Regions from separate parts of the Homo sapiens genome. Here region 1 is linked to region 2. The links are chromatin contacts, found by Hi-C or POLR2A ChIA-PET in ENCODE. All regions are on one chromosome and are shown on one strand. The core of a region is the stretch at or near the end of the contact, and the rest is flanking DNA. Distances in the headings are between cores, read along the strand shown. Region 1 has its middle 190 kb from the start of ADAMTS5. Region 2 holds the start of ADAMTS5 (ADAM metallopeptidase with thrombospondin type 1 motif 5).

What was found. A loop is a pair of places that touch in the nucleus more often than their neighbours do. ChIA-PET counts read pairs that join two places held with the same protein, here RNA polymerase II (POLR2A). Pooled maps may share reads with other maps.
Region 1: a loop to region 2 is called in a pooled map, with 1.8 times the contacts of the local background. The contact joins the enhancer-like site here to the promoter of ADAMTS5 in region 2. A Hi-C loop is called at or near these places in 2 of 168 maps with a recorded cell type or tissue (gastrocnemius medialis and heart left ventricle) and 1 of 50 pooled maps. POLR2A ChIA-PET finds 5 or more read pairs at or near these places in 3 of 52 experiments (AG04450, IMR-90 and activated T-cell).

Annotation. Positions count from the first base shown.
Region 1 is chr21:27,153,417-27,157,172 of GRCh38, reverse strand. No RefSeq gene overlaps it. Among named protein-coding and RNA genes, the nearest start is that of ADAMTS5, 190 kb to the right of the region's middle. Within about 2 kb of position 2,197, at least 2 of the 41 ENCODE cell types and tissues checked have a DNase peak (open chromatin) inside an H3K27ac peak, as active enhancers do.
Region 2 is chr21:26,965,275-26,968,710 of GRCh38, reverse strand. ADAMTS5 (ADAM metallopeptidase with thrombospondin type 1 motif 5) reads left to right here and starts at 1,623. Exons shown (of 8, transcript NM_007038.5): 1 at 1,623-3,423. The coding sequence starts at 2,320. It overlaps LOC124905050, which reads left to right. Exons shown (of 3, transcript XM_047441063.1): 2 at 741-1,267; 3 at 1,627-2,055. The coding sequence ends at 2,055.

The sequences.
Region 1 (3,756 bases), core at 948-3,447, 190 kb before region 2:
GTTGAACAAATTGGGCTACGAAGTTTTGCCTCTTCTGCCGTATTCACCTGACTTCTCGCCGACTGACTGACACTTTTTCAAGCATCTTGACAACTTTTTGCAGGGAAAACATTTCCACAATGAACAGGATGCAGAAAATGCTTTCCAAGACTTCAAATCCTGAAGCACTGATTTTTATGTTATAGGAATAAACAGACTTATTTCTTGGCAAAAATGTGCTGATCATAATGGTTCCTATTTTGATTTATAAAGATGTGTTTGAGTCTAGTTATAATAATTTGAAATTCACAGTCCAAAACCGCAATTATTTTTGCACCAACCTATAGTACCTATATGAATATAGTCACTCTTCTCCAGGCTCATATTCTGTTCTCCATAGTTAAGACCCTTAAGATCCACTCCCAGGCAGGTTTTCCTGGTTATAATCAGTACATATTAGTCAGGCCTATCACTCTATGTTGAACATTCCCTTTCTTCTCCTAGTAGGAACATGATTTTCCTGATTAAGTCATGCAGAGATTTGTCCTACGTAATTGGTTCAGAGGCAATTAGGGGAAGTAGGGGTAGAAAGTAAGAAAGACAAGCATCATCTTAGAAGTCATCGATCTTGGGTGAATCCTTTGCACAGTTTCAAGCAATGGGAAGATGCTCTTTTCGTCATGATGGAGGGAGGGTGTTTATTGCTGCTGGCTCATAGGGATTGAAATTCTTAGTTCATCCTCCCGAATGTCTCCATCCAGGCTTAATATTCCACTCCTCCCCAATAGGGCCCTGAACTCAGTATAAAGAATTTGACAGAAATATGAATTTAGTCTCCTTTTGGCTCTACCTCTCTTCCTTTAAAATCTTGAACCTGATTTTCAACACATTTTTCTCTTCAACACATTTTGCACATGAAAGAAATGTGAGTCTCTTGAAATGCTGCAAAGAATGGCTTTTGGCTTTTACTCTGCCACCTTATTTAATAGTGTCTATTTTCTTCCTTCAGAGCGTATGTGGCTACCAAAAACTGCTAATTAATTTTACAATCTTTATTAGTGTAATTTAGCCCATATAATTCATGTAAAGAACTATTACAAAATGAATGCATTACCTCTTCATTTGTACTTCAGTCCATCATAGGTGGTGAGAAGCAGGGTGCTGATAATCTCAGTTGGTCTCTTTGGATTTTGGAAACAATGCATATTACACTGGGAATATTGCTTTTGTTCCATGTAATAAGTGACTTAGAAGGCTGACAGTTTTCAGTGTGGCCCATAGCAAGGTAGATTCTTCAGCAGTTTTAGTTATGGTAAAAGTAGCTCTGCCTCTTTGTACAAATGACTTGCAGATCACATAGTACAGGAGGTCGGAGGTCTTTTTGGTAGATAAAACATTATGTCTAGTCTCTGGAGAACCATAGCAAAAAAAACCACAGCACAGAACTAGGAATTGAAACAAAGTCATACCATCTTTGGCAAAGAACTAGTCACATTTTGAAAGAAGCTCCTTATGCTGTTGGGTCCTGCTAGAGATGGTGCACCAGAGCATGGACTACCAGGTGACAATGTAATGAAATGTCCACCCAGAGCTGGATCTTTTCTTTTCCATCAGATCACTTAGAAACGTCCAATCTCCAAGCCCCTTTCCAGCTCCACAGTGGATAAAAATCTTAGCAAAGGGAGAGAAGTCAGTGCATCTGAGGTAGGTGTGGTATGGGTGTCAGGTCCTCTGTTCCTATTTATTTGTATTTGGATTTCCTTTTTAATCCTTTGTCAAGAAGATTAGACAAAGAGATGTCTGTCCAAAGATAAAGAAATCTAGAATGGATGACAGGAAGAGGAAAATTAAGATGTTGGGATCAACTGCGGTGGTAGAGACTATAGATTGTTTGATCAGAGCATCCTAGGGCCAGGTTTCTTGTTTTGTTCTTTCTTGTTTGTTTTGGTTTGGTTTTTAAGAAATTGTGACTGGCCACTAGTACATGTTGTTTGCATTAGTTTACTATCACTACATAACACATTATTACTACTCACCTAGAGGCTTTTAAAAAAAATCTCACATTTCTATAATTCAGAAGACCAGCAAGTGCCAAAATTAAGGTATCAGCCAAGTTGGACATTTATCTGGAGGCTATGAGAAAGAGCCTCCTCGGAGATTATTCAGCTTGTTGGGATAGAGTCCAGTTCCTTGCAGTTGTAGAATTGACAGCCCCGTTATCTTGCCTGCTGTTGGCTAGGAACTTCTCTCAGCAGCTAGAAATTTGTTATGACCTGAGCTGTGTTCCACCACAATTTGTATGTTGAAATTCTAACTCAGAGTATCTCAGAATATGACTGTATTTAGAGAGAGAATCTTCGAAAAGGGAAATAAGGTAAAATGAGGTCATATGAAAGGACCTGATCCAATATAATTGGTATCTTTAAAAGAAGAGGAAACGTAGACACAGGCATGTACATAGGAAAGATCATGTAAAGATACAGGGAGAAGATGACCTATAAGCCAAGGAGAGAGATCTTGGAAGAAACTACCTCTGCTGACATCATGATCTCAGACTTCTGGCCTTCAGAACTGTGAGAAAATAAACTTCTGTTGTTTGAGCTACTCAGTCAGTTTTTTTTTTTTTTTTTTTTTTTTTTAGTTGGAGTTTCACTCTTGTTACCCAGGCTGAAGTATGAAGTACAATGGCATAATCTTGGCTCACTGCAAACTCTGCCTCTTGGGTTCAAGTGATTCTCCTGCCTTAGCCTCCTGAGTAGCTGGGATTACAGGCACTCACCACCTTGCTTGGCTAACTTTTGTATTTTTAGTAGAGACAGGGTTTCATCATCTTGGCCAGGTTGGTCTCGAACTCCTGACCTGAAGTGATCCACCTGCCTCAGCCTCCCAAAGTGCTGGGATTACAGGCGTGAGCCACCACACCTGGCCAGTCTGTCATTTTTTATGGCAGCCCTAGAAAACTAATGCAAAGCTACTACTCTCTGGTTCTTGTATATGGGCCTCTCCATCTTTGAATCAGCAATAGTGCATCAAATCTTTCCAGTACCTTGAATCGCTTCTGCTACCAGCCAGAGGAAATTCTATTTTCCACTATTCTCACAGGAGACAATTCCACTACATTTTCTGCCATTACCTAACAAGCATCTCCATTCTTCCTGTTTCCAATAACATGCCCCTCACTTCATTCTGAGCCCTTACCAGAAAGGCTCATAAAGTTCATATTTTGACTCACAATCGGTTGAAGACAATTTAGGCATTCTCTATCATCAGATCTTTCAAAATTTTTCTCAGACTTCTTCCAGCCTCCATCCACTTGGTTTCAAAGCCAACTCCATATTTGTGTGTGTTTGTTATGGCAGCACCTACTTCCAAATACCAAAATTATCTACACCAGTCAGAGTTCAACCGGAGGTGCAGAACATTTAAGATTGTACAGGTATTAGAATTATATCTCTCTTGATAGATGGATGGATGGACAGATGATAGATGATAGATAGATAGATGGATAGATGGATAGATGATAGATAGATAGATAGATTAGATAGATAGATAGATGGATGGCATGGTTGTGGGGACTGGAATAAAGTCCTAAATCCATAGAGCAGACATTCAGGAAGGCACAGTTTTGAACCTGTGGCTATGGTTGAAGCTATCATCCACAAGAAAGCAAGATCACAAACAGGATGGAACTCCCTGAGAACAGGTTGAAATTGTCCTCAAGAGAAATTTCTTCTTTTTCTTTCTCTTTCAATTACTCTATCTCTCTCTCTCTCTCTC
Region 2 (3,436 bases), core at 374-2,873:
CCAGTGATTTCTTTATTTATAAGTTAAAACAAGATGATACATCTGCCCCTCACAAGACTCCAGAGGGTGTTCCCAGGCACACGGCAATGGGTATTGTTGCCGGGCAATTCTGAAATTCCTTCCAGAGGATTATTGCCACTCTAAGAACCTCCATCAAGCTCTGGACCCTCATGGTTCCCTCCCAGAGAAAGCGATCAGCTTGGGGCCCCATTAAGGCACCCGCCCTGCTATCCCCAGCGTAGCCAAAGTTAAACGTAGAAAAAGATGGAAATGTACAAATTACACCACATTCATTTTTCACTGGTGCATTAGTTAATTAGCCTGAAGAATAATTTGGGCATGGAGGGAGCTCTTACCCCTACAGTAGAAGGTAGACCTTCTAACCATAAGTCGTCGGGTTTTCCTTCTCCCTTCTTAGAATGATAATTAGAGGAAACAAAGAGGTCAGAGGAAACGAGTAGCAGTGATAATGTCACCCGCGTACTAATAAGCACCAATCTTCCTTCCGCCAAAAGTATTCTTTTTCTTCTAAAAGGAATTTCTGAGAATGAAGGTAGGTCAAGGCCTATGGCGATAAGTGGTTGCTTTAGAAGAGACAAAAACAGATATAGGAATTTATTATTAAAGTATCATTTAAGCAAAAAATAAAAGTATGAGCGCAAAATTTTAAAATCTTTCAGGGAAAAAAAATGAGCGGAATTCCCTCTAAGAGTTAACTCTTTCTCGCTCTGCCTTTTTAGAGCAAAGGAAGTTCCAGTGGGCTGGGAGTAAGGGACAGATTGTGGACCCTGACGAAAGGCGTGCTGGAGAAAGCTGGGAGCCCGCCGTTCGCACACAAAGCTGCGGAGTTCCCAAGCGGCGGGCGTTCTCGCCCCGGGGTACCGCAGCGCGCCAGGAAGCGCCCTGGGCTCTCTGGCTGTCCAGCCGCTCTGCTGGTGGCCGGGAGAAGTTAGTCACCCGGAGCCCGAATCCGGCGAGCGTCAAAGCATCAAGAGGCTGGAGAATGGGGAGGGAGGAAACCGGGTGCCGGGACGGAGGGGAGGAAGCGAAGGGAACGCGGTGGTTAGGGGACGCACGGGAAGCTGAAAAGCTCTGGCTGGTGGATGGAGTTGCACGGTCTGCGAGGCCAGAGCGCACGGGTGTGCAAAGGGGAAAAACTTGCGGCAGGAACTTCCCACCGAGGGCGAGAAAAGCAGGCAAGAAGGAGGCAGGGAGAGACTTGAAACGTCTCAATAACTTTAACCAAAACACCCGTTCAGGAGATGAGGTAAGCCAAGGTTAGCCAACCCCAATTGGTTGTGAAATATCAGACAGACCCGGAGCCGCTGTGGCTTTAAAAGTGGCCAAGGAAATCTGTTTTTCTTGCCCCATTACTTTTTATTTTCCCCTCTCCCCTCCTACCACCTCGCCGGGTCCCAGTCCCTTCCTCCTACTTCGTCTCCCTTTCCTCGATCACCCTCCTCTTTTGCCCTCCCCCATCTGATTAGGCGCGGACTGGGAAGGGTGGGAGTGGTGGGGGAAGCTCTCCCTTTAAGAGGCAGCGTGCAGTGACGAACTGTTGAAATTGCCATTGCAGGATGGCATGCCGCTATAAATTCATTGTTCCACCTCCTCGCATCTTCACAGCGCTCGCGCTGCTCTCGGCGCTCGCAGCTGCCGACTGGGGATGACGGCGGGCAGGAGGAGACCGCAGCCGAAGGGACACAGACACGCCGCTTCACCAGCTCGCCTCAGGCTGCCCCCCTGCATTTTTGTTTTAATTTTTACGGCTTTTTCCCCTCTCTTTCTTCCCTTCCTCCTGGTCCCAGCAGAGCCAAGGAAACCCACAAAATAAGAAAGGAAGTGGGCCCCGGAGCTTGGAACCTCCACAGCCGGCTTGTCCAGCGCAGCGCGGGGGCGGGAGGCTGCGCGCACCAGTTGCCAGCCCGGTGCGCGGTACCTTTCCTTACTTTTCTTGAAACAGCGATCGTGCCTGCATTTGGTGGTTTTTTGGTTTTTGTTTTTTTCCTTTTCCCGTATTTGCTGAATCTCCACTATCCGACTTTTTTTTTTTAATCTTTTCTTTCCCCCCCCCCCCACCCCACCTCTTTCTGGAGCACGAATCCAAACATTTTCCCAAGCAACAAAGAAAAGTTCGCACGCTGGCACCGCAGCCCGGACAGGCTGGCGCTGCTGCCGGGCCCCCCTCCCTCCGACACTTGACTCAATCCTGCAAGCAAGTGTGTGTGTGTCCCCATCCCCCGCCCCGTTAACTTCATAGCAAATAACAAATACCCATAAAGTCCCAGTCGCGCAGCCCCTCCCCGCGGGCAGCGCACTATGCTGCTCGGGTGGGCGTCCCTGCTGCTGTGCGCGTTCCGCCTGCCCCTGGCCGCGGTCGGCCCCGCCGCGACACCTGCCCAGGATAAAGCCGGGCAGCCTCCGACTGCTGCAGCAGCCGCCCAGCCCCGCCGGCGGCAGGGGGAGGAGGTGCAGGAGCGAGCCGAGCCTCCCGGCCACCCGCACCCCCTGGCGCAGCGGCGCAGGAGCAAGGGGCTGGTGCAGAACATCGACCAACTCTACTCCGGCGGCGGCAAGGTGGGCTACCTCGTCTACGCGGGCGGCCGGAGGTTCCTCTTGGACCTGGAGCGAGATGGTTCGGTGGGCATTGCTGGCTTCGTGCCCGCAGGAGGCGGGACGAGTGCGCCCTGGCGCCACCGGAGCCACTGCTTCTATCGGGGCACAGTGGACGGTAGTCCCCGCTCTCTGGCTGTCTTTGACCTCTGTGGGGGTCTCGACGGCTTCTTCGCGGTCAAGCACGCGCGCTACACCCTAAAGCCACTGCTGCGCGGACCCTGGGCGGAGGAAGAAAAGGGGCGCGTGTACGGGGATGGGTCCGCACGGATCCTGCACGTCTACACCCGCGAGGGCTTCAGCTTCGAGGCCCTGCCGCCGCGCGCCAGCTGCGAAACCCCCGCGTCCACACCGGAGGCCCACGAGCATGCTCCGGCGCACAGCAACCCGAGCGGACGCGCAGCACTGGCCTCGCAGCTCTTGGACCAGTCCGCTCTCTCGCCCGCTGGGGGCTCAGGACCGCAGACGTGGTGGCGGCGGCGGCGCCGCTCCATCTCCCGGGCCCGCCAGGTGGAGCTGCTTCTGGTGGCTGACGCGTCCATGGCGCGGTTGTATGGCCGGGGCCTGCAGCATTACCTGCTGACCCTGGCCTCCATCGCCAATAGGCTGTACAGCCATGCTAGCATCGAGAACCACATCCGCCTGGCCGTGGTGAAGGTGGTGGTGCTAGGCGACAAGGACAAGAGCCTGGAAGTGAGCAAGAACGCTGCCACCACACTCAAGAACTTTTGCAAGTGGCAGCACCAACACAACCAGCTGGGAGATGACCATGAGGAGCACTACGATGCAGCTATCCTGTTTACTCGGGAGGTAGGTCCAGCCG